Regions from separate parts of the Homo sapiens genome. Here regions 1, 2, 4, 5, 6 and 7 are each linked to region 3. The links are chromatin loops, found by intact Hi-C in ENCODE. Cell type or tissue: endothelial cell of umbilical vein. All regions are shown on one strand.

Evidence for each region. Hi-C counts contacts between places; a loop is a spot of excess contacts. Peaks named below come from ENCODE experiments on the same cell type or tissue, not always from the same donor. Only the 100,000 strongest peaks of a DNase experiment are listed, where the experiment ranks them.
Region 1: it touches region 3 in a loop (3-fold over the local background); 3 of 110 quality-filtered maps call a loop at or near these places.
Region 2: a loop joins it to region 3, with 11 times the contacts of the local background. A loop is called at or near these places in 99 of 110 quality-filtered maps.
Region 4: it touches region 3 in a loop (2.7-fold over the local background); 19 of 110 quality-filtered maps call a loop at or near these places.
Region 5: a loop joins it to region 3, with 6 times the contacts of the local background. A loop is called at or near these places in 4 of 110 quality-filtered maps.
Region 6: it touches region 3 in a loop (10-fold over the local background); 11 of 110 quality-filtered maps call a loop at or near these places.
Region 7: it touches region 3 in a loop (17-fold over the local background); 82 of 110 quality-filtered maps call a loop at or near these places.

What each region holds. Positions count from the first base shown.
Region 1 is chr18:49,662,858-49,666,857 of GRCh38, forward strand. The region is part of intron 2 of LOC105372112 (a long non-coding RNA gene); the gene reads left to right. Among named protein-coding and RNA genes, the nearest start is that of LIPG, 100 kb to the left of the region's middle. RefSeq lists enhancers at 434-1,281, 1,282-2,127. In endothelial cell of umbilical vein, no CTCF peak of the experiment used is centred here; a DNase peak (open chromatin) is centred at 1,774; H3K27ac peaks cover 1,868 bases.
Region 2 is chr18:49,509,295-49,513,294 of GRCh38, forward strand. The region is part of intron 2 of LINC02837 (long intergenic non-protein coding RNA 2837); the gene reads left to right. Among named protein-coding and RNA genes, the nearest start is that of LINC02837, 12 kb to the left of the region's middle. In endothelial cell of umbilical vein, a CTCF peak has its summit at 1,526 (motif pointing right); a DNase peak (open chromatin) is centred at 1,527; H3K27me3 peaks cover 202 bases.
Region 3 is chr18:49,856,760-49,860,759 of GRCh38, forward strand. MYO5B (myosin VB) reads right to left here. Exons shown (of 40, transcript NM_001080467.3): 30 at 54-131. Among named protein-coding and RNA genes, the nearest start is that of SNHG22, 45 kb to the left of the region's middle. RefSeq lists an enhancer at 1-340. In endothelial cell of umbilical vein, a CTCF peak has its summit at 2,163 (motif pointing left); a DNase peak (open chromatin) is centred at 2,122; H3K27ac peaks cover 541 bases.
Region 4 is chr18:49,786,447-49,790,446 of GRCh38, forward strand. ACAA2 (acetyl-CoA acyltransferase 2) reads right to left here. Exons shown (of 10, transcript NM_006111.3): 8 at 845-915. Among named protein-coding and RNA genes, the nearest start is that of ACAA2, 25 kb to the right of the region's middle. In endothelial cell of umbilical vein, no CTCF peak of the experiment used is centred here; a DNase peak (open chromatin) is centred at 2,215; H3K27ac peaks cover 895 bases.
Region 5 is chr18:49,726,860-49,730,859 of GRCh38, forward strand. The region is part of intron 3 of LOC105372112 (a long non-coding RNA gene); the gene reads left to right. Among named protein-coding and RNA genes, the nearest start is that of ACAA2, 85 kb to the right of the region's middle. RefSeq lists an enhancer at 1-415. In endothelial cell of umbilical vein, a CTCF peak has its summit at 1,913 (motif pointing left); a DNase peak (open chromatin) is centred at 1,882; H3K27ac peaks cover 770 bases.
Region 6 is chr18:49,766,264-49,770,263 of GRCh38, forward strand. No RefSeq gene overlaps it. Among named protein-coding and RNA genes, the nearest start is that of ACAA2, 45 kb to the right of the region's middle. In endothelial cell of umbilical vein, a CTCF peak has its summit at 1,957 (motif pointing left); a DNase peak (open chromatin) is centred at 1,928.
Region 7 is chr18:49,557,777-49,561,776 of GRCh38, forward strand. It overlaps a transcript of LIPG not described here. Among named protein-coding and RNA genes, the nearest start is that of LIPG, 2.3 kb to the right of the region's middle. In endothelial cell of umbilical vein, a CTCF peak has its summit at 1,738 (motif pointing right); DNase peaks (open chromatin) are centred at 1,745 and 3,585; H3K4me3 peaks cover 1,115 bases; H3K27ac peaks cover 1,144 bases.

The DNA of each region.
Region 1 (4,000 bases), 190 kb before region 3:
AACCTGATTTTTAATGGACGCACAGTAATTCATCTTTATAGCCAGCCCTTCATGTCTGTGGGTTCTGCATCTGAGAATTAAACTAAACTTGGATCAAAAGTATTTGAAAAAGTAAAAATAACAATACAACAATAAAAATAATATAAATTTAAAAATATAGTATAGCAATTATTTTCATAGCATTTACATTGTATTAGATATTATAAGCAATCTAGAGATGGTTTAGAGTCTAGGGGAGGATGTTTGTAGGTTATATGCAAATACTATGCCATTTTATATTAGGGACTTGAGCATCCCAGATTTTGGTATCCTCAGGGATCCTGGAACAAATCTCTCTGTGAATACTGAGGGAAGACTGTAATGTACTTAATCAATTCTTTATTAATGGTTATCTGATTATTTTAAATTTTTCAGGGTATGTGAAGGCTCGATGGCATTCTTGTATATACATAGTTACATGTACCTCGGATTATTTCTTAATAAATTTATAGAAGCAGAATTACTAGGTCAAAGGTTCTGCAGATTTCAAAGGCCTTTAGTGCCCTAGGTCCTAGGGAATGACTGGAAGTTTCTGAGAAAGGTGATGTGGGAAGTGTCTTCTTTTCTTCTCGTTTTTGCTGATTACTTTTAACTTTTTTATGGAGGACAACCCCTGAGGCTTCTGCCTGGTCTGCCCTCCTCCCCTGAGAATGATCAGTGTCCATCCATAATCCCTGAGGAAGAGGGCCTCTCCCTTCATATTCCTACCACTTGTCTTCCTCTTTAGCCTTCTCTATCCCTGGCCACCACCTCTAGGGCCTGGGTGTGGGTCTGCACTTGGTGCTGGGGCTCAGGTCACAGAGCACTGAGGCTGGGGTGGCGACTGCCATCCTACTGAACAGAGGTCCCCAGCCCTGTGACCAGAACACCTCTCCTCCCATCCTGGGGTGTCCAATGTCTTCCCACAATTCCTGCTCATCCCTGGAGTTTATGTGTCCTTCAGGCATCTCTGGTTCCAATTTCCTGCTTCTCCAGAGCTCTCCAAATCTTCCTTCCCTCTGTCCCTTCCGTGTGATCCCTCAGCACCCACCCTACCTCCTCAGACAAGCTGCGTGTCTTGTCCCGGACAGTTTAACTGGTGAGTCAGGGATTTATATGAGGAGAGTTGTATTGCAGTATCATGCAGTGGATAAATTAAAATGAAATATTTCTGCCTTTAAAGTGCCCCCGCCCCACTGCTTCCTCCCATTTCCTACTTCCAGCCACTCACAGTGCTGCTCAGCTCAGCTCAGCTCCGCCCCTTGCCCCGGATGCAGTGTGGGCTCCCTGCTGCCCCTTTCTCATTCCACCTGCTCTACTTCTACTCCAACCAGCATTTTACACAGCCCTGGAGACAGCCTGGGGACTCCATCCAAGGGGCCCAGGCCTCAGTCAGGGGAGAAGGGAGCAGAAGCATTCAGGCCTGGCAGAAGCAGCCAGCTCCCCACAACACCTGCCCCTGTCCTGGAAGTTCTTCCACCGAAACTGCCTCCCTGCCCAGAACCTCAGGGCTCCCGGGAGCCGGCACAGAGGGCCCCTCAGCTGCAGCACTTTAAGGGCTGGCTCAGTGTGGCAGAAGGGAACTGCCTATCCTTTCTACCTGGCAGGGCAACCGAGGGGTCAAACAACATAATGGGTAAGGAAGTGCCTCATAAAACGCCATGCAAACATAAGGCATTGTTATACAATTGTTTTCATTGGGAAATGTAATTTAGTTCCAAACAACCACTTTCAGAGGAACTCTTGGAACATAATTATAGTGGACATCTGTTGTTTTTGGCCTGTCCAATGGCCCTTTCCCTTTCTTCTGGCAATAATACCGCCCACCCCCCTTCCTCTGGGGAAGTGCAACTCTTTAACTCCAGACTTGTGACCTTGCTGGGGCTGCCATGACGTGACTCCACTGCAGGGTCCCAGGGATGGACGTGTGACCCGGGCTTGGCCAATCACAGTAGCCCCACCCCCCACCTACACGATGATTGGTCCCTGCAACCCATGACCAGGGTTTGGTCAGCTGTCATTCTACCTTGAGATTTTGACATAGGGAGGCAATGAGAACGACCCTTTCCTTCTGGTGGAGGTTGCTGAGCAGGGGTGATATGAGCGTCTCAGTCTGTTCAGGCTGCTATAACAAAATGCCTGAGACTGGGAGGCTTAAAAACAACAGACGTTATTTCTCCCAGTTCTGCAGACTGGGAAGTTCAAGATCAAGGTGGCAGCAGATTTGGTATCTGGTGACCACCTGCTTTCTGGCTCACAGCTTGCTACAGTTTGGATGTCCCCTCCAAAACTCATGTTGAAACTTAATCCCTAATGTGGTAGTATTGAGAGGCAGGGCTTTTAAGAGGTAAGTGAAGGGCTCTGCTCTCATGAATGGGTTAAACCATTTATGCATGAATGGATTAATCCATTTGTGGATGAATGGATTAATGGGTTAGCATAGGAGGGGAACTGGTGGCTTTATGAGAATAGGAAGAGAGACCTGAGGAAGTGGGTTTGCACGCTTGGTCCCCTTGCCATGTGATAGCCCATACTGCCTTGAGATTCTTCAGAGTTCCCACCAGCAAGAAGATGCTCACCAGATGTGCCCCCTCCTCCTTGGACTTCTCAGACTCCATAACTGTAAGAAATACATTCTTTTTCTTTATAAATTGCCCAGTTCAGAAAACAGACTAAGACATAGGTGGTGACTTTTTGCTATGTCCTCACATGGTGGAAGGGGCAAGAGGGTCTCTCCTGGGCCTCATTTATGAGGACACTAATGCCATTCATGAAGGCTCCACTGCCAGGTCCTAATTACCTCCCTAAGTCCCCACTTCCTGATACCCTTACCTTGGGGATTAGGATTTTTACATAGGAATTTTGGGGGGACATAACATTCAGTCCATTGCATGGTCTTCAACAGTCTTGTCTTGTCTTGCCCTTGACCTGCCTTCCACTGCCATTTAGAGGAATCCTCTGCAGCAGGAAGAATAATGCAAACCTGGGGGCTGGCACTGGGAAGCAGAATCCAGAGGAGAGTGAGTCTCTCTCGGTCTATCTTGGGAGCCCCCCGTCCTAGCTGTCCCTGAGACAGGCACTGTCCTTGTGCTTCCCTGACTCCTTTCCTTCAGCCGCAGTGGACTTTTTGTCCCTTATATATGACAGAATCCTGACCTGTATGAATTAACCCACTCATGGGTTAGAGGTGCCTATTTATGAATATCCAAGTGCTTCATGTGTGAATATCTTACTTCTCCAAAATGATTTGAAATGTCTCTTGGGAATGACTCATCTTGATTTAGAATAGTCAGCTGACATAAGCCCAGGAGTTTGAGGCTGCAGTGAGCTACTACACTCCAGCCTGAGAGGAAAAAAAAATAACAGACAGTAAAGATATAGTTATATGATTAAACCAAACAGAATTAGTTATCTTTGCAAATAACCCCTTCATCTGCCTTAAATCAGAGCATGTTGAGGCATGGGAGTAATATGTAATAGATGCTATGTGTATATGAGATAGAAGATAAGCCAACGCATACATTTGTAATTAGATTAAGGAAAACTGAGAGTCCATTCACTTTTATCTTTACCTAGAGGCAATTCTGTTTGCTGTAAAGAATCAAGAGGCAAAGCCTGTAAGACTCAAGGGAAAAGACAAGGAAAATTGGAACTTCTTTTTCTGTTCTGGGATCTTGTTCTGAATGTTGCTTAAAACGACTGAGTCTTATTCAGACACTGGCAACCATTTCTTGCAGAAGAGATTTCTGCCAAGACAAGATGCAAATTGTAGATTGGACCCGTTGGTTTGGGAGTCTAGGGATATGCAGAGGCTTCACAGTGGGGTGCTGCTCAGCTCAGCACCCCTGGTTTTCTGGATGGAGTCGGGGCACCAGTTGGCAGGCAGCCCAGCACAGCTCATTTTTTGAAAAACCAAAATGAAACAGCAACACCACCAACAACATAGCATCATCTTGAACAGAAAAATATAGCAAGGAGCTGG
Region 2 (4,000 bases), 350 kb before region 3:
TCCTCTATCCAAGGGAAGGTGACCAGTCTTTGTTTGTTTGCTCCCTTAACTCTATCTATGCCTCTACTGGGAGTCCCTTCATTAGGGTTTTTTTCACTTGAGCTACACTTGGCGAATTCTGTTTCCAGCTGGGACCCTGGGTGATGGACAGAGTCAGGAGTAACCACCATGCCCTGGCAATAAATGATGGTTCAGCTGCGTGAGCATTGTCTATATGTGCAGTCAGCCGCTTCCCCGTCCTCCTCTTCACCATGTTCCATTTCTTTTCAACGTGCTAACTCCTTTGTACTAACAATTATTAAAGAGTTGATTTGCTCTACATACCCAGTGACAAATACTCTTCTAAAAACTTGAAGGGGACAATGAGACTGGGATTAACATACCTATGTAGAGTCGGCAATGCAGTTAGATACGATTCGTGCCTGGATATCTGACTTCATTTCTAAAATTCCACCAGTGACTAATTATGTTAGAGTTGCCTCCTTCCATCTTTCCTCTTGTAAAATTCATCTATTTCTGGAATGAATATTAATATTTATTGAATGCTTTTTTTTTTTTTTGAGACAGAGTCTCACTCTATCTCCCAGTCTGGAGTGCAGTGGCATGATCTCGGCTCACTGCAAACTTCGCCTCCCAGGCTCAAGAGATTCAAGTGCCTCAGCCTCCCAAGTAGCTGGAATTACAAGTGCACGCCAGCATGCCCGGCTAATTTTTGTATTTTTTTTTTTTAAGTAGAAACAGGGTTTCGCCATGTTGGCCAGACTGGTTTCGAACTCCTGACTTCAAGTGATTCGCCCTCCTTGGCCTCCCAAAGTGCTGGGATTACAGGCATGAGCCACTGCACCCGGCCTGAATGCTTATTTTATGTGAGTTACTTCGCATTTGTTAAATCAAATAATCTTTACAACGCAATTTTTGTGTTACGAGAAAGGTTAACTAACCCAGTAAATGGCAGACCTGGAGCAGGACGGAACCCCAGGCCTCCTGGCATGAATCCTTTGTGTTCCTGGGGAGAGGAATACATTCAGTCTCACGCTTCTTAGTGTCAATGAATATTTTAGGTAATGGAAAGTAATTCTGGAGCCCAGAGAGAAGATAGGATGGAACGATGATAAAGGGGAAGACACGAAAATACAGCTAATTATTTAGTGAGCATCTACTTGCATGTTGAGCACTGGGTATGGTTCCTCCCACATATTTCCCAGAATCACTTTGTAAGGAGGATTGTACGACCCACGTTTTACAGAGGATGAACTTGGGGCTCAGGGAAGTTTGGTAGTTTGCCCAAGGCCCTACAGGCAGTAAGTGGTTGGGGATGCATTATGCATAGAGCTAGGTGAGCCTGACACTGTTTGCTTTCTTTCCATTACACCTGCCTGTCATGGGAGAGAATTTCAGAAAAGGGATACCAAAATTATGGGAAAACTTGTCTTGGATATTGCCAAGGGTTAGTCCGGAAAGAAGCCCTAAATACTACTATTCACAAAAACTTCATTTCTGTGGTGGAGTGGCTGAGGGACACCATGGGCCACTAGATGGCACCAGTTCAGCGTCGGAAGAAGCTTTCCCCCATCATTTTTGTGGGCAAAGGGTGCGTGGAGCACCCTGTCCCTGCTCCCCAGGGTGGCACAAGAGAATGAGTACCAGCAGGTGAATGCCGCAGGGGCCATCTTGGAGTCTGTCTGACATACGTCTCTGAGGTGGGCAATTTTTTTTTCTTTTAAGACCCAGGTGCAAGTGATTCTTTTGCCTCGGCCTCCTAAGTAGCTGGGATTACAGGCATGTGCCACCATGCCCGGCTAATTTTTTGTATATATATATAAAAAAATTTTTTTTGAGACGGAGTCTCACTCTGTCGTGCAGGCTGGAGTGCAGTGGCATGATCTCGGCTCACTGCAACCTCTGCCTCCATGGGTTCAAGCGATTCTCCTGCCTCAATGTCCCAAGTAGTTGGGATTAAAGGAGCCCGCCACCACGCTGGTTAATTTTTGTATTTATTTATTTATGAGACGAAGTCTCGCTCAGTCACCAGGCTGGAGTGCAGCGGCATGACCTCGGCTCACTGCAACCTCTGCTTCTTGGGTTCAAGTGATTCTCCTGCCTCAGCTTCCCAAGAAGCTGGGACTATAGATGCGTGCCACCACACCCAGCTAATTTTTGTATTTTTTGTAGAGACGAGGTTTCACCATGTTGGCCAGCATGGTCTTGATCTCTTGATCTCATGATTTGCCTGCCTCAGCCTCCCAAAGTGCTGGGATTATAGGCATGAGCCACTGCGCCCGACCTAATTTTTGTATTTTTTAGTAGAGATGGGGTTTCACCATGTTGGCCAGGCTGGTCTTTAATTCCTGACCTCAAATGATCTTCCCACCTCGGCCTCCCAAAGTGCTGGGATTACAGGCCTGAGCCACTGCGCCCAGCCCAGTTTTTGTATTTTTTGGTAGAGAGGGGGTTTCTCCATGTTGGCCAGGTTGATCTTGAACTCCTAACCTCAAGTGATCTGCTTGCCCCAGCCACCCGAAGTGCTGGGATTACAGGCGTGAGCCACCACGGCTGGCCTGGAGTGGGCATTTCTATTCCCTTTACACAGGTGAGGGAAATGAAGATAAGCAATACTGAGTAACTTGCCAAGGGTACTTAGGCATAAAGTTGTAGACAAGGGATTTCAAACCAGGCCTGTCCGATTTGCAGCTTGTAATTAGTGTATTACTAGGTAGATTGGGAATGTTTGGCCTGGAACAGAAAAGACCCTGGAGTGGGATCCACGTTGACAGTCTTCTGGGACTTGGATCACAGCATGGATGAGGGTGCAGAACTAAATCCAATAGGTGGGAATTATCAGGGGTAGATTTTTCTTTTTCTTTTTTTAAACGAAGTCTCACTCTGTCTCCCAGGCTGAAGTGCAGTGGCATGATCCCAGCTCACTGCAACTTCCACCTCCTGGGTTCAAGAGATTCTCCTGCCTCAGCCTCCCGAGTAGCTGGGATTATAGGCGCCTGCCACCACGCCCAGCTAAATTTTGTATTTTTAGTAGAGACAGGGTTTCACCATGTTGGCCAGGCTGGTCTTGAACTCTTAACTGATCCACCTGCCTCAGCCTCCCAAAGCACTGGGATTACAGACGTGAGCCACTGCACCTGGCCAGGAGTAGATTTTTTTAAAAAGTTAATACATGATAAGATTTTGCTGGGCATGGTGGTTTATGCCTGTAACCCCAGCACTTTGGGAGGCTGAGGCAGGAGGATCGCTTAAGCCCAGGAGTTGGAGACTAGCCTGGGCAATGTAGCGAGATCCCATCATTACAAAAAATAATAATAATAAAAATAGCCAGGTTTGTTGGCCCGTGTTTATGGTTCCAACTGCTCTGGAGGCCGAGGTGAGAGAATCGCTGAGCCTGGAAATCAACGCTACAGTGAGCCACGATCACACCACTGCACTCCAGCCTGGGCACCAGAGCGAGACCCTGTCTCAAAAAAAAAAAGATTATATTTAACTAGTTAAGAAGAAAACTGGACAATCCAGGCCAGGTGTGGTGGCTCATGCTTGTAATACCAGCACTTTGGGAGGCCAAGGCTGGTGAAATCCTGTCTCTACTAAAAATATAAAATTAGCCAGGCATGGTGGCATGCACTTGTAATCCCAGTTACTTTGGAGGCTGAGGCAGGAGAATCACCTGAACTCGGGAAGCAGAGGTTGCAGTGAGCTGAGATCATGCCACCGCATACCAGCCGGGGTGACAGAGTGAGACTGTGTCTCAAAAAACAATAAAACAAAACAAAACAAAAACAAAGGACAATCCAGGCCAGGTGCGGTGGCTCATGCCTGTAATTCCAGCACTTTGGGAGGCCCAGGTGCGTGGATCGCCTGAGGTCAAGAGTTAGAGACCAGCCTGGCCAAGATGGTGAAACCCTGTCTCTACTAAAAATATAAAAATTAGCCAGGTGTGGTGGCGCGTGCCTGTCATCCCAGCTACTCAGGAGGCTGAGGCAGGAGAATTGCT
Region 3 (4,000 bases):
ATGAGCAGGCCCAACGGACAAAGCAGACACAGGAAGAAAGGAATATGTTCCACCTGGCAACTTGCTTTAGGCCTTGGTAGGCCAAGCCGAGTTCTCCATCTTCATTTAAATATCCCCAATCCTCAGTCTTGCTAGAAACAAAGGACAGAAAAACAGGGTGTCCAGTGTAGACGGAAGAGACAGGCAGGCAGGGAGTCCTGGAAAGTGAGGAGATTCTAGCCAAGGTTTGGAAACGAAAAAAAGGCAAGGCTCAAGAACTCCCATTTTCCCTTCCTCCTCTCCTGTCACCTGCAAACAGCATCTCTCCCATAAGTCCTCCAGTTTCAGGTACTGTCCTGGAAGTGGGTTCATGTGGTCTCATGTGGGGCCTGCTAATAACCCCAGGTGGGAAAGCATGCTGCCCCAGAGACAGCAGAGGGCCAGCTTGTTCTGGTAACTCTGTAAATGGCAGCAAGGCAGCAGTGTGGGTAGTGTGGAAGCATTCACATAGCCTCACACATGGTGCTTCCCTCAATCAGATTGATTCAGACAAGCACAGGGAGAGATGCAAAAGGGGCTGGGAGGAGAGAACCCTAAGTGTGCATGGAGGAAGCGGGAGGCAGTGAGCAGGCTCATGGTGGGGAACACATTGCATCTGCAGAGCAGCATGGGAAGCCCCTGGGGGACGTCAGGCCCACCCAGGGTAAGGAAGGAGACTGCAGACACTACCTGCTTTTCAATGCAGATCTTTCTGGGACTCCTTAAAGGCACAAAAATATTAACTAATCTTAACTTCAGCTCTCCTTGCAGGGTCTTTCTCCAATAGCTAAAACAAGTTTTGTGATGCCCTAGATGAGAACTGAATGATGTCTCCCCTTGACCTTGGGACTGGGGTGCGTTACCACTTTTTACTCAATTTGGGAAAGCAGAACTCTTTACCCCTCTACATGCAAACTCTTTTGCTGTGTCCAAGTCACCCAGTGTCTGCCCCATGCCAGCAAGGGCAGCTCCTGGAGGTCAGGTGTGTCCAATGTTCCACCTCCACCTAGGTCCTCAACCTGCGCAGCCCTGGGCACACAGAGATACTCAAGGGCCAGCAGAGTTGGGTGGAGGAGGGCAGGTAGGGGCCTGCTGCCCCCAGCAGGACTCTGCCGCACCTCCCTGCTCCTAACAGCCTCTGTTCCTGGAGTACTCCTCCTGCAGGCCAGATTCCAGCTTTCCAGGCAGGAATAATGGAGCAAGAACTGCATCCAAACAGCCCTAAATGAGGACCTGTAATGCCCTCGTCCTCATTCCCAGGGTGCAAACCATCTGTAAACCAAAAATAAAATCCTAAGGCCCCCCACCATCTGAAGGGACTTCCTCCTCAGCCAGGGCTCTTTTAATGTTTAACCTGAGAGACTGTTTCAGGCCACGATAGGAAGTGGGGGTCCGATGTGCCTCATTATACCTCTCCATCATTAACATCAACATAGACTTTAACAAATCCCAAACTCATAACTCAGCATCATCCCGTCTCAGATGTTAGTGCCTGCATTTTACTACGGCCTTTCATGGCTGGTGCTTTAACCCAAAGGCACAGCTCACTGGAGGACTGTAGGCACCACTGCAGTGATTCTTGGGGAGGGCCGGAAGTAGAGCGCATCAGCGCTGAAAGGGAACAAGTGCAGGGATCCTGGGCTCCACCCACCTCCTTTCCCACACCAGAGAGACACTGACTCCTGCGCCAGGACCCAGGGTCTCCAGACCTTGAACTAAAGCTCCTTTCCAGCCTCCAGCCCCCCACCCCCCAGGGAGGGGCTGCTGGGGCTCTGTCTCAGAGGTTCACCTCACCTCTGTCGTCCCCGTAAACCTACAGACTGCAGAGCTCTCTAGGGTGGGGCACGCGAAGCTGACTCACACAAGGAAGTTAGGATTAATGAATGCCCAGGCCACCAGCCTCACAGGGCCATACTCCCAGAATTCTTAATTCTGTAACAAGCCAGGCACTATTGACAAAGATAAAAGTAGAGAACTGTGCAGCCCAGGCAGCCCACAGTGCTCAGGAAATCAGACACACGAGTAAACTAAAAACCAGTCAACCAACTTGCTTCAGCCGTTGGTTCCCAGAGGAAAGAACCCCTGGAGGAGCTCCTCCAGCTCCACTTAGGCCATTATGGGCCAAGGCCAGGGAGGGAGCGCCACCTCCTGGTGGGAAAAGAAAAAGCCCAAACTACTTGGCTCAGGATTTTTTGTTGAAAATGTAAGTGCTTGATATCAATTAATAAATCTACAAATATTTCCAGAGAGACCACTGTGACACACAGAGATAAGTTAACTCACTGCAGTCAGTCTCCAGCCACAGGGGGCAGTGAGGCTCGGCATCCAGGAAACTGGCTGGAGAACCTAGCATTGGGGCAACTCCCAGCCCCACCTGTAATGAGCCCGTGGCCCGGGCTAATCACCTCCACGCCCTGGGCCTCTCTTTCTTTACGGGTAAAGTGAAAGTAGCCTACTGAATTATCGCAAAGGTTTCTTCCAGATCTTTAATTACTAACCTTATTGCAAAGGTTTCTTCCAGATCTTATAAAAAGCCAGACAAGGCCTAGGATAATATTTACTTGGCCTCTGTGAAGATATTGGAAAAACAGGATCTATCAACCATGGCCCCGCCACAGTTAAGAACCTGCCTTCCTGGGGAAACAGACAAGATTCCTGCCAGCTCAGAGATGGTCAGTTTCCCGGTTCTAAAAAGCCCACTGTGTGCTCCACAGACAGCCTAACTTCTTTAGTTCATACCCAAGCTTTCTATTCAACCTCCTAGCATATTCCCTGGGACCTCTGGGAAATGGAAGGCACACTCCAAACACCAGGAACAACAGAGAAACATCTGAGGCCCTAGGCCTGGCCATATGAGGGTGAACAGTTTGTGGATTAATATGACCTAGCCATGAAATTACAGCAGACCCAAACTGTGCTGCCAACTCAGGACCAGCAGAACTTTGGGGAACATAAGGAAATGATCACCTCCTTGAAAAAAGCCAAGAGCTCTTAGTCAGGACTGGTTAAAGCTGGGCCCTCTGGGGAGGGGCTGGGCAGAAGCTAGCTCTTCCCGCCTTCTTTGCCATTCTGAGCAAGGCAGCCCACAGCAGCCGAGGCTCAAGGTCAAATGAGCCAACAGCTCCGAGCAAATCTTGAGACTGCACACAGTTCCTTGTCAAACACAGTCTCCGCTGTCCCGGACAGGCCCCTGGTGTGTGTATTGGCGGGGGGCGGCGGGTGTGAATAATAACCCCAGGTGCGCCCGACCAAGCCCAGGTGCCAATGCCTGGAGGCCTCCTGTCTTGCCGGGGACCTGCTGGATGGAGAGGAGCTGCTAGGAGGTTTTCTGGGACCTCGGGAATGCACCAGTCTCACTTTGGAGTTTTACACTCTTGATAAGGCTTGGGTAGAAGTGGACAGGAATCAAAGGAGCACTGTCAAAGAGCCAGACCAGAGCCCTGGCCACACTCCTGCCCCTACCTAACTCTGACTTTAAGTGCTCACCCCGAGGTGAGGTTGGGCTGAGGGCAGTGGCAACTTGTGCCCTCCTAAACCACTTCCCCATCCTTCTCCCATATACAGCCCTGAAAAGAAGACAAACTGCCCAGCACCCAGCTCATGTTCACAGCCCTCTTCCCCCTTCATTTTCCTATATATAAAATGGTGATAATGATGCTGGTGTCTCTTAGTTCCCAGAGGTAAAAAAGGAGAAAGCTTTGTGGAAGCAGAAGTGCCACCCGCATTCCTGCAGCTCCTCTCAGAGCAGCTCCTCAATAATAGCTTCTCTCCCCAGAGTTCAAAACAAGGGAAAAGACACAGTTATAGGGACCAAAACAAAACTCTACAAACTTATGAAGGTTAGCAAGTGATAAAAGTTCTGAACTTGAGGATCATGAATGCTTAAAGAGGCTATGACTGGGAATGTGATGGAAGCCCCCAGAAATCTAAGCAAAATTCAGCATATGAGTGTAACTTCCTCTAGGGAGAGGATAGATGTCAT
Region 4 (4,000 bases), 70 kb before region 3:
GCCTCTTTGAGGCTCTGAACTGTGATCTGCTAAAAGTGGAAGAGATTTAAAGATAAACCATTTGTCTGAAATCATGGTTTCCTGTGTGAGAGATTATCATAGAGGAAATCACACCTGTGCCTACCCCTTCGCTATCAAGTTAAATAGATTTCCTTTGTTCTATTAGTTATTTCCCAATGCCAGGCATCACATGCTTAATCACCTAAAATTTTCAAATAAATATTCCAAAAGTGTGGAATGTATATAACCATCTTTAAATGTTTCTCCACCTCTTCTTTTAATTATGCTTAAGACACTTTAGTTCTAATACTAACATTTAAAAAGAAATCACTCAATAAATTTAAGTTCCAGTGTCAAAAATTATGATAGGTGCATCCCAAATCAAGCTACAACTATCGTATAAAAGCCAAAGATACATTTAAGGGAGGGGGCTCTATCTGGCGAGAAGGGCAAGAAACTTGTAGATTTGGCACTAAATATTGCTTTTCTATTATGTCAATTATTTTACATATATTTTTTCACTTTAATATTCAACAGGCATGTTAATAGTCTAAAATGTAACAGTTTTATAAAGTAGTAAGAAATTCCCAGGAATTTATACTTGAGTAAGAGAAATCAGGCAGTTTGAATATTCAAATATAAATAAAGCATGTTAACCAGGTGGGGAAAAGTATCAACACAAGGCATCTAATGAAGGTACTATTTATTTAGATGTACATCATTTGGAAAGGCTAACTACAATGAAATTCAAAGAGCAATGAGACCAAATTAAAGTCATTTATGCTATAAAAGTACATGGTTTATTCATGTTGTTAAAAAAAAAAAAAAAAAAAAAAACACTTACCTCTACCAAATCCATGTCCTTAAGACTCAGTCCTGCTTTCTTCAGTGCCCCACTGATAGCAGGGACAGGACCTATATAATAATAAAAATCTTCTATAAAAATATAGAAATAAATGTCATCTTATATTTACGTATCAAGCTTCTCCTTCTTTCCAAGTAAGGAAGAAATAATGCGGCAGTTATTAGTAGCCACAAATCTTACTACCTTGACCGTACCTATTAAATGAAGTGACCATAAAGAGGCAGAAAAAGGGCCCAGGCATGGTGGCTCATGCCTGTAATCTCAGTACTTTGGGAGGCTGAAGTGGGAGGATCACTTTAGCCTCCTGGGCAACACAGCAAGACCCCATCTCTAAAAAAGAAAAAAAATAATAATAAAAATAAAATGGAACCAAGGTGAAAAGTTGTTTATACATTCAAACTGCAGATAAGAGAATTACATGAAAAGTTCTACCATAAACGGCTTTAAGATTGAAAACAGCCAAAGGAGTCCATATATGGGATTTTAGTTATGTTAATAGATTATAATTGATATCAAAGAGCAAGGCAGACTGAGTGCTCTACTTGGGATCCAAGCCATATGCATTCACAGCACAGAAGTTACTGTGGCTACACTCTGAATTTTCAGGCCCATTTGGATAAAAGACAAGAAATAGCAGTATCTCCACATGGGCACAGAGAGATGGGAAACTACGAGGCACTTCAGGGAAGGTTTTATGAAGTAAGGTGATGTTTACAACTCCAAGGGTAGGCAGGAAATTTAAATAAAACATAACTCCTAATTTAAGAAATGCAACTCCATCTAATAAGACTTCTGAAATAAACTTTAGCTCCCAGATTTCTGATGATGTAATGAGAGTTTAATATTGCTCATAATTTAAATCCATATTTTTTCTCAAAAGGTAAAAAATTTGGGTAGAGAAGATTATCTACTTCTCGACTTGTTCTTAAAGAATGAAACTGCCAAAAATGTCTACAAAGAAAAATATGTAGTATGTTCTGCTGAATTCAAGTAGTCAAATATTCTGCATCAAGTTTCACAAGCATTTTACCTTATAAAATGGAAAATCAGTCTTTACAAGAAAGGCATAATGAAACCTAAATATAATATTTATTTTGTCACGTAGTTAAAATACTCTTTGGACAACAAACCACGTGCTTATTGATTAGGACTATCCAGTTAATGCACTTCAATTTAAAATGCCAGTTTCATGTGGCTACTGATTTACTACAGCTACTGATTTACTACAGGATCTGATTCCAGATTCTCTTTGTATGTCTAAAGCATGAAATCATGAAAATGAGATGGGTAGTCAGTAGTAAAGCATCAGTTATCCAGCCTGGTGAGGGGATGAAGTAGCCAACAGTGGTGACAGACACATAAAAGGTGGACAATGTTCAGACCACTGTACACACTTCCTTGTCTGCATAAACAACACAGCAAGCATGACTCGTACTTTCACTTTAACTCAGAATCCACCGTAACAATATGCTAGGCCATAACTCGATTTTTAAAGGACTCTTCCCAGACCACTGTTATTTACTGGGACTTCAGGAAGGTTTAGTATTCTTGTTAGGAAAAGGAGACCTTATTTCTAGTCCTGGTTCCTGTCACTAATAGCTGTGCGACTTTGTGCATCTCTCTGGGCAACAAGCTACTCATCAATAGCACTCTGAATGGGTTTTCCACCTTTTTCTCTTTAAGCATCAGAATTCTTTTTGCATATGATGCCAAGTAATAGATAATGCCAGACTGCTCCAGCTGAAGAGGCTCAAAGTTCCACCCACCAACCTCTACCATTGCCACCCCTGAGGAGTTCCAGGGAGTGCTGTCTTTCTATAGCTGTGTATTTCCTCAGAACCAGTACTATTCTTTTCAAGTCATGGCTTTCCCCGTTTTTTTTTGGTCTGCAGCTATTCTGCAGGGCTAAGGATTGCTAGTCATTAGGTAATCATGGAACTGAGAACCACTATTCTTGTAAGTTAGATTAACAAACCAGTTCCCACTAGATACTTAATAACTTATTCTCCCCACTTATTCATCTGGGATGCTTCAACGAGTTACTTTGTTTAATCCCATCACTATATACAAGTGACAGCCAAACTTCTAGATGAAGGGGGCAGCTGATACTGTGGGACATCTGGAATGTACAGCTCTGTTCAAGCCCCGAGGAAAAATGACAATCCTACCACAGGAGCATTCTTTGTACTTTAGGGCAAATATTCAGGCCCAGGAACAGAAGGAAGGAAAACAACGCTTTCTTGGTTCACTGGCTATGCTAATCTACCAGAACCTATTAAATAAAGTTAAACTGAAAAAGGAGTATAAAATAGCCAACCCATGTCACATACATTTGTTTGATCATCAAAAGCATCTAGGTGTATGCAGGAAAAAAACCAACTCTGCTCTTGGGCTGGGCATGGTGGCTCACGCCTGTAATCCTAGCACTTTGGGAGGCTGAGGTGGGCGGATCACCTGAGGTCAGTAGTTTGAGATCAGCCTGGCCAACGTGGAAAAACCCTGTCTCTGCTAAAAATACAAAAATTAGCCAGGCGTGGGGGCGGGCACCTGTAATCCCAGCTACTGGGAAGAATGAGGTTGCAGTGAGCTGAGATCACGCCACTGCACTCCAGCCTGGGTGACAAAGCGAGACTCTGTGTCAAAAACAAAAAACAAAACCAACTCTGCTCTTGGGCTCCACTCTGGACTTACTGAAACAAAATCTAAGGGTGTGGGGGTTATGAGTGGATTCTGACAATCATCTGAGGTTGGGAACCACTACCCTAGATATCAAAATAATAAATGCCATAACAACATACGGATGTTTAATTTTTCCACCACCTTCCATTTCTAAGACAAAAGTTATCTTTTGCCAATAGTGGATAGCCAAAAGCTAATAAGCTTAAGATTGACTTTTCATATGTGTCAAAATATCTTGCAGTTCTTGCTGACATAAATTTGAGACACATAGTGAAAGATGACAAAATATGAACATGCCAGCTTTTTTTCTTAGGAACTCTATACAGAGATATGTCTTCTCTGAGGGACATGGCAGCAAATATGGTTGAGTATTAATCCCAAGTCAGTGTAAGTGGTATTGTTTGAGTAGAACCTGTAGGCTTACACTGAAGGATCTCTGAGATGGCAGGTCAGTAA
Region 5 (4,000 bases), 130 kb before region 3:
TATCTTCTGGGTCAGGCCTCAGCCAACTCTTTTGCTCCCCTCCATCTCTGTGGGCCACCTCTCTCTGTTTCCCATGGACACGTCTTTTCCATTTTCTGGAAGCATATTTGAGAAAAAGAATCAAGAAATTATCGCTTTTTTTTTTTTTTGAGATGGAGTCTCACTCTTTTTGCCCAGGCTGGAGTGCAGTGGCGCAATCTCAGCTCACTGCAACCTCTGCCTCCGAGGTTCAAGCAATTCTCCTGCCTCAGCCTCCCGAGTAGCTAGGATTATAAGCAAGTACTACCATGCCCGGCTATTTTTTTGTATTTTTTAGTAGAGACAGGGTTTCACCATGTTGGCCAGCAGGCTGGTCTCAAACTCCTGACTTCAAGTGATCCTCCTGCCTGGGCCTCCCAAAGTGCTGGGATTACAGGTGTGAGCCACCAAGCCCAGCCGAGAAGTTTTCTCTAGCTCTGCGTGCAATGCATTCTGGGCAATATAGATCTGTTATAAGGACTTGGTGAAAGGGGGTCGGGTAGGGAGACACAATGTCCTAAAATGTAGGAGCTGGAACAATAAGAGCTGGCATTTAAAAAAAAAAAGTTTTCATAAACACCAGCCTTGGTGCCTCATTTCATTTACTCCTTACCACAAATGACTGGAGGTAGTTTCCTGATTTTATAGGTGAAGGCCGGTTAAGTAACTTGTCCCTGTCCACTTGTGTTGTAAGTGGCAGCACTGACATTCGACTCAACCCCATCTCAGCCCAGGGCCCATGTTCTATCACTAAGCTACCCACAAAAGGACTTTGGAGAGCACCTTGCTTAGAGCTCTCATTTATCCAATGCAGTGGAGGCTCCGGGGTCCCAAGGGACTCCCTCAAAGTCATGTAATTAGCTAATGAAAAAGTTGGGATGAGAAGCCAGATGCCCTGTCTCCTGCGCCAGGGTAACATGGTTGAAAGAGCTTGTGACTGTGCCCTTAGAGTCGGGGTGACCTCAGGCAAGCTGATGATCACTGAGCTGCCAAGTCGCCATCCGTAGAACCAGCATGGAAGAGACCTACCTCGTAGTTTGCAGTGAGGGTTAGATGCAAGAGTCGACGCAAAGCTCCCAGTGTTGAACCTGGTGCTTGTTGGAGATTTAACACAGTTACTATTATTTACTCTGGCAATGGTACCATCCTATTTCACTCACACAGTTTCTCCTTGTTTGCTAAGATAATAACTAAGTCTGTTTCCTCGGCTGGACAGGGGCGGAACTGGGCACAGGGCAGGCCCCTGCCGACCCTTACAGATCAGCAGAAAGAACCTCTTACTTGGCCCATGGTTTGGAGTAATAATCAAAATCCGTGCTTGGGATCCAAGAACTGGGCTGAGCCCTGGGCTGGAGCCGACCTACCATGAGGGAGATGACAATACAGTGACCAATGTCCCAGTTTACACAGGACTGAGGGGTTTCCCGGGACGTGGGCCTTTCGGTCCTCAAACCAGAACATTTCTGGAAATGGCTGGCCACATGACAGCAGCAAGTCGGGGCCAGGGTGAATACCCTTGGGCCTCGGTAGTGCGAGGAGTGGCTTCCAGAAGAGAGTTTGGGGCATCCCAGTGGCAGTGTCTGGGGCCACCCTGGAGAGTTATTTCCTGGTAAAGGTGAAGGGCTTTGGAGCAATGAAGGAATTCCTGGGAAAAGAAGCCCATGGGCCTTAAACTCCTGTGGGGCAGGGAAGCCAGGCCGCTCTTGGGCCCCTAGAGCACTGAGTTCTGATATTGAGGGTCCCAGGATTGGGGTGCTGCAGAGACTTGGGTGAACAATGTCATGAAGAGGGGGAGGCCAAATGGCCTCCACTGGGCCTTTGGTGGCAACATTCTCCTCTCAGCATAGATTCTGGGAAAGGTGAGGCTTTCTGGCGCCCCCTAGGGCCCAAAGGCTGGAGCAAGCCCGATGGGGAAAAGGCACTGCAGTTGCTCTGGGCCTTGGATGAGACTTCCTCTCATGGGCCTCCATTCCCCTATCTGTGAGACGCCTAAATTACTCAGGGACACATCTAGCTGAGACAGTGGGTGAGGCAAAGCAAAGACATTGATACTACTTTCTCTCTTTTTTTCTTTTTCTTCTTTTTTTTTTGAGATGGAGTCTTGCTTTGTCACCCAGGCTGGAGTGCAGTGGCTTGATCTCGGCTCACTGCAACCTCTGCCTCCTGGGTTGAAGCAATTCTCCTGCCTTAGCCTCCAGAGTAGCTGGGACTACAGGTGTGTGCCACCACACCTGGCTAATTTTTAGATGAGGTTTCACCGTGTTAGCCAGGATGGTCTCTATCTCCTGAGCTTGTGATCCACCTGCCTTGGCCTCCCAAAGTGCTGGGATTATAGGCATGAACCAACACACCCAGCTCACTTTCTCTTTAAACTCCGTAAGAACTGCCCCATTTCATTAAAAAAAAAAAAAAAAAAAAAAAAAAAGCCAGGTACAGTGGCTCATTCCCATAATCCTAGCTCCTAGCACTTTGGGAGGCCAGGGTGGGCAGATCACCTGAGGTCGGGAGTTCAAGACCATCCTGGCCAACATGGCGAAGCCCCGTCTCTACTAAAAATACAAAACTTAGCCAGGCATGGTGGTGCGTGTCTGTAATCCCAGCTACTTGGGAGGCTGAGGCAGGAGAATGGCTTGAATCTGGGAGGCAGAGATTGCAGTGAGCTGAGATCGTGCCACGGCCCTCCAGCCTGGATGACAGAGTGAAACTCCATCTCAAGAAAAAAAAGGGAGCAAATGGCTCATGATCATGGCCCAAGATCATGAAATCTTTGTCAGTCTGTGCAATTCAGGAACGCAGGGCAGAAAATAGTCTTGATCTGTCCTCTCTCGCCCTCAATGAGCACAATTTCCAGCTGCTTCCCTAGTGGTTTGGCAAAATAGAGCAGTCAGAAGTTTAGGAGTCCAGCTTTCAGTCTTGGCTGTGCCTGTTCCTGTTCCCAAGTGTCCTTTTCACATGTCTGAGCCTATGTCCCCATCTGTGAAGGGTGGGGGCGTGGGGCATTCCTATTTTGATTCTGTCAGAGGGTGTTGCAAGAAGCAAATATGAAAGGGCTTTGAAAAAGATAAAGTTCCACTCATACTTAAAGGATTATTGTTTACTTAATTCCTTGAAAGAAAATCACAGTGGGAACTTCCTCAGGCCCTGGAGGGTTGAGTTTTCTGGGGATAATTTCAATTTATCTGATGGGGGTTCTACACATGCCTGGCTGGTGGGGGACCCACATCTGGGAGACATACTCGCTCAGCTGCATCTCACTGTTATGTGAACGGGCCAAGTGTGGCCTCAGTGGCTTGGCCTAACATGTTCCTGTCTTGTTCATTTATTCACAGCAGGCTAGGACCATTAGCCCAAAGCCAGCCAGTGCTAAACTCAAATTCTTACATATCCAATTGCTTGGAATATCATCCAAATAAACATACAGATGGTCCCTGACTTACAATGGTTCAGTTAAAAATGTTTCAGCTCTACAATGGTGTAAAAGCACTGTGCATTCGGTACGCTCTCTGACCTTCCATGGGGTTAGACATTTTCAGCTTATGATGGGCTTGTCAGGAGGCAGCCCCATCGTAAGTTGGGGAGCATCTGTATTTCTGGCCATTTAGAGCCTACCTATTTTGCATATTCCAACATCTGCTGACCATGGATAAGACAAACCCTGTGGCTGTGAAGGACTCCACATCGCTGCTGCCCTTCAGAGCTCTTGGACCCAGGGACTCCCCACCTTGTGGAGGGACATCACCCGGACAACTCCCCTTTCTTCCCCAGGAGCTCCCCAACCCTAGCCCTACTCCCCTTCTGGGTGGTGGTCTTGCCTGCCAGCTGCAGAAGGCCCCTTGCCGGGAGGGACACACCGTCTCCTTCCACACTGTCCAAGTGCCACCGAATATAGCTTGTTGCATGTTGCTGCCTCCCATGGTCTGGTGTCTTCCTGGATCAAACCTGACATTCTCAAACTTATTGCACTCCCTCTGTCTGCTCCTTA
Region 6 (4,000 bases), 90 kb before region 3:
CCTCTTAACAAAAATTTCAAGTATATAATACAGTGTTGTTAACTGTATGTGCATTTTTAAACATAGGTATAAAGTCATGTACTACAGCTGAAAGTGCTTTTTTTTCCCCCCTCATTACACTGAGAAATGTTTAAATGTTTTTGGTCTTAAGAATATTTCTGTTTTCACCTTGTACTATTGCTTGGTGAAAACAAGTTGCTGAAGTTACTTTGCACCCATGTAAAGAGGACTTCCTCCTATTTGTTCTAAAACTGCCTATTAGAATGTTCAAAGGGACTAAACACAAATGTATCCTTCATAACATGGTCTTGTCTCAGCCATTGTCTTTTCAGTGGATATTTTGTTTTCTCCACTTACCATGTGCAGTAAGAACAACAGTCTGGGGGTTCCAGACCCTCTTGGAGCTCACGTCTATAATGAACATATTGAAGTGTATGGAATGGAATGGAATGTCTCCAGTGGGCAGACTGCCTCCTCCCAGGGCTGGGCAGATCCGTGTGATCTCAGGGCTCTGAGCTACATGTGGGGACCAGAAAGCAGCCTGGGTAATGACCTGATGCATAGAATTGGGAGACAGCAAGGCTGGGGGTGCTGCTAGTTCTCCCTGGAAGACGCAGGCCTAGAGCCCTGGTTGATGGTCTGAGTAGGGTCCCAGCACTAGGCTCATGGTCACACCAGGTATAAACCTACAGGCCAACATGGAATGAGTTCCATCTCGTCTGCACTGTGGGCCTCAGCTCATGGGGATGTAGCTTTTCTTTGCAATCTAGAAATGTAGTCTGAGGAATACGTGTGTGTGTGTGTATGTGTAGCTAGAATAGCTTGCTCTTGGTATCAGCATGTTACTTCATTGTGGGGTTTCTAATTTGATCTTGTATTACTCAAAAGGCTCCCAAGGAACTTCATGTTTAAGATCCAATTCTGCATTTTACTTCTGCCAATGCCCCTTGTTTCTACAACATTCCAGAAGGTCCAAGCTTCTGAAATGTGTCTACATCCCGGCTGTGCTGAGACTGGTCCAGGGCTTGGCTCTGGGGGAGCTTATCTCATGACTTCCTTTGCTCTCACTTATTGGAACTGGTGGATTTTGCGGAGAGTAGACACGGCAGCACAGACAGGTGGGGACTTGCGTTCCATGGTGGCTGTGCTCCTGGAAGGTTTTGCATCTATCAGATGCTTTTTTCTTTGCTGAGGCACTCATACCAGAGGCACTAGACTGTGTGAGTGGAGTCTGCAGCATGGCTCCTGTCCTGGTAGCTGGACAGTTCAGTGGGGAAGGAAGACAAGGGCACAGGACACACATCTCCCCATGCTTGTCTTTTTGCTGCTCCCCATCCCCCCCAGACCTCTCTGGTGACAGCTGTATCAGCTGATGTCATAGAAATTGAGGAGGGATAGACAGACAGCTCCTGCAGCCCTGCTCTGTTGCATGAGAGCAGCTGGGGGCAGCTGTGGACTCTCAAGTACAGGGGACAGGGTGAGGAAGCGGAGCCACCCTGGCTCCAGGGGCTCCAGGAGAGAAGCGTGGGGAGTGCCATGATTGTCACCCCATCTTCTCTGCTGCTCCAGACCATGCTCCCCGCTGTGTCCCTCCATGTCCTCACTTGCCCTGGTGCTCAGCACCTCAGGGAGGGCCTGTGGTCTGTTACTGGCTCAGGGGCTGTGTTACACGAACTCCCCAGCTCTCGGGGCTTTGTGACTGCACATTTTCACTGACGAGAAACAAAAGGCAGTGACTTTGGCCAACAGTACTGGGGCAGTGGCCAGGAGGTGGGGCATTTGCGTCCCACCTGCTACCGTAGGTTTCTTTACTCCTGGCTCCTTCTCTCTCTTCCTCAAGTCCCAGGAAGTGAAAGGGAAGGAGTTAGGCCAATTTCGCTGAGATGCTTCTTTGAGATGCTGATGAGAAGGTGACCGAGGGAGCCCAAGCCTGAGGCGCCACCTAGGGTACAAGGTGTGCCCGGGCTTATTGCTGGACTACTGCAAGTCACCCAGTCAATGAAGTTCTAGTACTCACATTTAAAATTTAAAATAAAAAATAGAATAGAGAGAATGGGAAAGAAAAGTCATCAATCACTTTATAAAAACAATTTCTCATTTACAAAGGCATTCCTTTAAAATGTATGTTCCCGTCCTATATTTTAAGTTATTCAACTTAGTAATTTACGAAATGTTTTCCATGGAGGTGAAGGAAATGGCACTTACTGTGTAAAGTGAGCAAGAGATGGTGTCCCCCAAAGGGCAATACAGATATATTTGATTTTATGTTTTATTTTTGTCATTCATATTTTTCTTAAAGTCATAAAAATGAAAACCTAGGAATGTTATAAGAAGAAAAATTGATATTTATTTCTTATTTATATCCATCTAGGATGGAGGCCACCCATTCTTGACCAAGTCCTATTTATAAGCTGATGGCTCTCAAGTCTATATCCCCATCCCAAATGCTTTCAGACTCCAGACTCCTTCACCTAAGGGCCTGCTTGGCATCTCCATCTGAATGTCTGAACTCCCCTCAAAACCTGTTCTGCCTGCAGCTTTCTCTATCTTAGTGGCTGAGAGAAAAGGCCCAGGAATCATCCTTGACTTCTCTCTGCCAACTCACAGCCAATCAACCCATTAGAAAATCTCAAGACTGTTTCAAAATATATCCAGAATCTGACAACCTCTCACCACCCCCACTGTAGACTCCCAGATCTGAGGTACCATTATTCCTTAGCCTGGATGACTGCAATAGCATCCTAATTGACCTCCTTGCCTCCAACTTTGTCCCTCTGAAGTTCATTTCAGTAGAACATATCGATAGAAATGCAAGTCAGATGATGTCTTTTCTCTACTCAAAAGCCTGCAGTAGCTCCTGGTTGTACTCAGAATAAATGCCAAAGTCCCTCTTAATGACTTACAAGGCTCTGCATAACATGCACCCCACTCACTCTGCTCCAGCTGCACTGACTGCTGTTCCCTGAACACACCTGGCATGCTCCTGCCTCAGCTTGGGCACTGGTTTCCCCTGATCTTCTCCCAGACACCTGTGTGGCCACCTTTCACCTCCTTCAAGCATTTGCTCAAATGTCAAGGACTCAGTGAATCCCACTCTGACCAACTACTTTATCATCTTCATACCCAACAATCCATACTTAATATATTTGCTCAGCTTTCTTGAACTTGAGGTGGAGTTACTGCAATGCACTTTGGTTATTAGAGTCCTCTAGGTCCCAGTTTGCCTAGGACAGTCCCAGTTTACACCTTTTGTCCCAGGGTAATTATTAATAATGTCCTCTTTCACTTTTCAAGACTGACCTAGTTTGGATGATAAATTAACTGGTCATCCTAGGGGAAACCTCTGATGCATTTGGCTTTATTTCCTAACTCTCTCTATAGCATGTAGCTGGGTCAGAAGTAAATTTCCCATAGTTACCCCACTTTCTATTGATCTTTAGTGCCAGGTGGCAATATCTTTGGTATCTCCCCCAGTTCTCCACTCCTTCTCTTTTGAAAACACATAGGTACACACATGTGTATGTGCAGACATACACACACTCCATGATAATCTATAGAGACAGACAAGGGTAAAGGAAATTGTGTGAGCAGCTACTTGCTCTACTTCTGTACGATTTTGAGCAATTTATTATTTTTTGTGACTTTCCTTTTTTTTATTTTTTATTTCAATAGGTCAATAGGTTTTTTTGTTTGTTTGTTTGTTTGTTTGTTTTTTGAGACGGAATTTTGCTCTTGTTGCCCAGGCTGGAGTGCAATGGCACGATCTCGGCTCACTGCAACCTCTGCCTCCCGGGTTCAAGCAATTCTCCTGCCTCAGCCTCCGGAGTAGCTGGGATTACAGGCATGCACCACCACGCTCAGCTAATTTTGTATTTTTAGTAGAGATGGGGTTTCTCCATGTTGGTCAGGCTGGTCTTGAACTCCGGACCTCAAGTGATCTGCCCTCGACCTCCAAAAGTGCTGGGATTACAGGTGTGAGCCACCGCGCCCAGCCTATTTC
Region 7 (4,000 bases), 300 kb before region 3:
TACTAAATGATCTCTAAGGTTTATTTTAGTTTTAACATTGTAGATCTATGCTGTCCAATATGGTAGCAACCAGCTACATGTGGCTATTGAGCCCTTGAATATGGCTAGTCCGAACTGACATGTGCTGTAAGTGTAAAATACACACTGGATTTCAAAACAAAAATGTAAAATATCTCAATAATTTTTTTATATTGGCAACATGTTGAAATAATATTTTGGACATGTTGGGTTAAGTAAAATATATTATTAATATTAATTTCTTTTTAAAAATGTTTTTACTTATTTATTTGGGTAGAGATGAGGTCTCCTTATGTTGCCCTGGCTGGTCTCAAATGCCTAGCCTCAAGCCATCCTTCCACTTTGGCCTCCCAAAGTGCCAGGATTACAGGCGTGAGCCACCACACCCAGCCACTTAATTTTAATTTCATGTGTTTCTTTTTACCTTTATAATAGGACCACTAGGAAACATAAAATTATACATGTGCCGCTATGGACTGAATTGGGACCCCCTCAAATTCCTATGTTGAAGCCCTAACTCCCTATGATGTATTTGGAGATGGGGCCTGTGGGAGATCATTTGGTTTAGATGAGGTTATGAGGTGAGGCACCATGATGGGATTAGAGTTGTTATTGGAAGAGACATCAGCGTGTTCTTTCTCTCTCTCTCTCTCTCTCTCTCTCTCTCTCCTCTCTCTCTCTCTGCCATGTGAGGACACAGTGAGAAGGCAGCCATCTATAAGCCAGAAAGAGGGCCCTCACCAGAAACCGACTATGCTGGTACCCTGATCTTGGACTTCTAGTCTCCAGAACTATGAGAAAATAAATTTCTGTTTAAAGCCACTAAGTCTATGGTATACTGTTCTGGCAGCCCAAACTGACCAAGACATGCGGTTTGTATTATATATTTCTGTTGGACAGCATTGGTCCAGATATCTGGGAACTCCTACATACCAGCCAGCCTTCTGGCACTTGTAACTTTCTGTATTGTGTCTGTGAGAGCACAGGCATGGTCTCCAGGCCAGTGTTTCCTCCCTAGCAGCTGCTCAATAAGCTTCTGGCAATTAAGTCATTTTCTTGGTTGTAAGAATATAAACAGTCTCTGGATAATGTATGTAAAAGAGGACCTCATTAAGAGAATATTGGGTAACAACTGGAATCTGCAGGGCAGAAGAACCAGGCTTGGAGGATATACTCAGGCAGACAGCAATGTCCCAAATCCCACTGCAGACTAGTCTGGGGGTGACTCCACTGCTGCCCCAGAGAACCAGAGCTGGCTGTCCATTGGCAGAGTGGCGTGGGTATGTGCTTCCAGCCTCATTAGTTTCCAGTTCAGAGTTCAGTTGACTGAGTTTGAATCGGGGACTCTAGCTGCAAGAGAGGCTGGGGCTGGGAAGGTGAGCAATTGCTTTTGAGCTTTTTTTTAGTGGAGAGTTGGGTCTTATCATAAGCAGAAGATTTATTCCTTTAACATTGGAAGGGTCTTTAGATGCTGGGCTGCCACATAAGGATGGAACCCTTTCCTTGTGTTGTCTGAGACCTTGAAATTTTGACTGCAACACAGCAGAAGTTCCATCAAGACTCCTCAGCTGGAACTCCTCCAGGCGAGAGGCTCTTCAGATCTCCTTGTTCTTGGGAAGGATGAAGCAGAACAGTTGACATCATACATTCTAATGCTACAATTATAATTTCATGATGTCCTTTGAAAATTCTCGCATGTTATTTTAATGTGGAGACACAGGAGGGCACTCTAACCAACTAGCAATAAAACCTAAATGGTTTCATAGCCTTGGCAGTTAAAAAATAGATGTTGATTTGTTGAACCTGTAAAACACAGGTTTTTCATTTACTTATTTATTTATTTGCAAAGGAGTTTCACTCTTGTTGCCCAGGCTGGAGTGCAATGGTGCGATCTTGGCTCACCACAACCTCCGCCTCCCAGGCTCACGCGATTCTCCTGCCTCAGCCTCCCGAGTAGCTGGGATCATAGGGATGCGCCACCACGCCCAGCTAATTTTTTGTGTATTTTTAGTAGAGATGGAGTTTCTCCATGTTGGTCAGGCTGGTCTCGAACTTCTGACCTCAGGTGATCCGCCCGCCTCGGCCTCCCAAAGTGTTGGGATTACAGGTGTGAGCCACTGCGCCCGGCCGGGTTTTTCTTTTTTTCTAGGCAGGATAACTAACTTTGCAGGACTACCTTCCAACAATACCCTGCAAAATACCCTAGCTTCCGTGGGGGTATCTCACCTATAACAAAGGCTCTCAAGACACACTCTCCACATTATCCAGTTAATGTTCTAGGGACCATGGCTATGAGCAACTCAGAACAGGGAAGGAGTTTTTTTCTTCTGATGTCCAGGCTGGAGTGTAGTGGTGTGATCATGGTACATTGCAGCCCTGAACTCCTGGGCTCAAGGACTCCTTCCGCCTCAGCCTCCCAAGTATTAATAGCTTGCACTACAGGTGTACCACCTTGCCTGGCTAATTTAAAAATTTTTTTTGGTAGAGATGAGTGTCTATGTTGCCAGGGTTAGGGAAGAGGACTTTTGACTACAGCTTACCCCCTGCCTCAGCCACTAGACCAGGTTGCCAAGAGCTCACATTTAAAGGTCAATTGGCCAAATTGAACCTAGAGCAGAGAAGAGAGACCTGGTTGTCTTGAGACTTTCTTCAAATCTGCAGCCTGTCCCCATGACTCAGTTTTCCCATCTGTAAAATGGAGATAACATTAGACCTATGTCTGTATAGTTTCCTCATGAAGAGAGAGACAGAGTGGGAACAACATATCCGGGGGTGATATTTACCATCGCACACAGACCATTGAGTTCTATACTAAAAAACTAAAGCCCGCCTGAGTCTTGTTAATGAATGATAGCACACGGGAGGGACAAAGCGTGCTCTGCTGGCAGCTGGAGTAACAAAAGTAATGAGGCGAGGTCGGAACAGGATCTGCTGGCTCCGGCTCGGTTTCCTCGCACAGGTCTCTCCAGCTGGATCCTCGACGCTAGGGAGGAAGGGGCGCGGGACTGCTGTGGGGGTTTTCCCTCCCCAGGCAGGGGCAGGACCTGTTCCGGGCGACTGCAGGGTTAAGGGTATCGTCTTAAAGAGCCGGATCCTCCCGGCTGGAGCGAGGCTGGATGGCGGGACGCAGCCTCTCAGCCTCTCGTACCCGCCCTGCGTCCGCAGTGGTTGTTGGCGCAGCCGCCCCGTCGGTGTTCCGGGCTCAGTCCCCGCTCCCCAGCGCCAGACGCAGACTCCGGGCCAAGTTCTCCCTCCGCTCGCTGCTTTCTGCCGCAGGACCCGGATCAATAAAGGGAAGGAGAGCCGGGAGGAAATGATGGAGAACAGAGAGAAAGGAGATGCTTGATTTCACTCGCCAAGGAGTGAGTGCTCATCGGCAGACACTGGGCTCTGGCCACGCGTCTTAGACTCCAAATCTCGGCTCACTGGTCCCTTTGAGGAGGTCGCCTGGTGTTCCCGTAGCCCTCCACCCCACCGTAGGAGAGCGCCTGCCACGAGCTCCGCGCCTCGCTAAGTGCTTTGCTACGTGAACTCTTAGTTTTCCCAACATCCCTAAGCCGCCGATACATTATCACCCACGTATTGCGGACGAGAGAACCGCCTCGGAGAAGCTGGCTGGCTCGCTTGGAGTTTTGCAGCTAGTGGCGGAGCGAGCATTCCGAGCAGGTACTGTGCGATCCTCCAGCGCCGGCCGCAGCTCACAGCCCCTTAGCTCCGCCGGGTTATTGTGCGGCCGCGCCTTCTGCACCTGTTGCGGCCCTCGCTAGGCGGGAAGGGAGGGAGAAGAGGAGGACAAAGGGGATGACCAGGTGGCTCTCCCCCGACGGACTCCCGGCCCAGGGAGCGGATAGACCACTCCCAGAGAGAGTGTGGCTTTGAGCCTTGGAGAGGATGCTCTCCTTCTCCAGGGATCGCCTCCCCAGCGGACGCAGAGTTTCAGGGAAATGTCCGCCTCCGCCACTTGGGATGGCAGTGGGGAGAG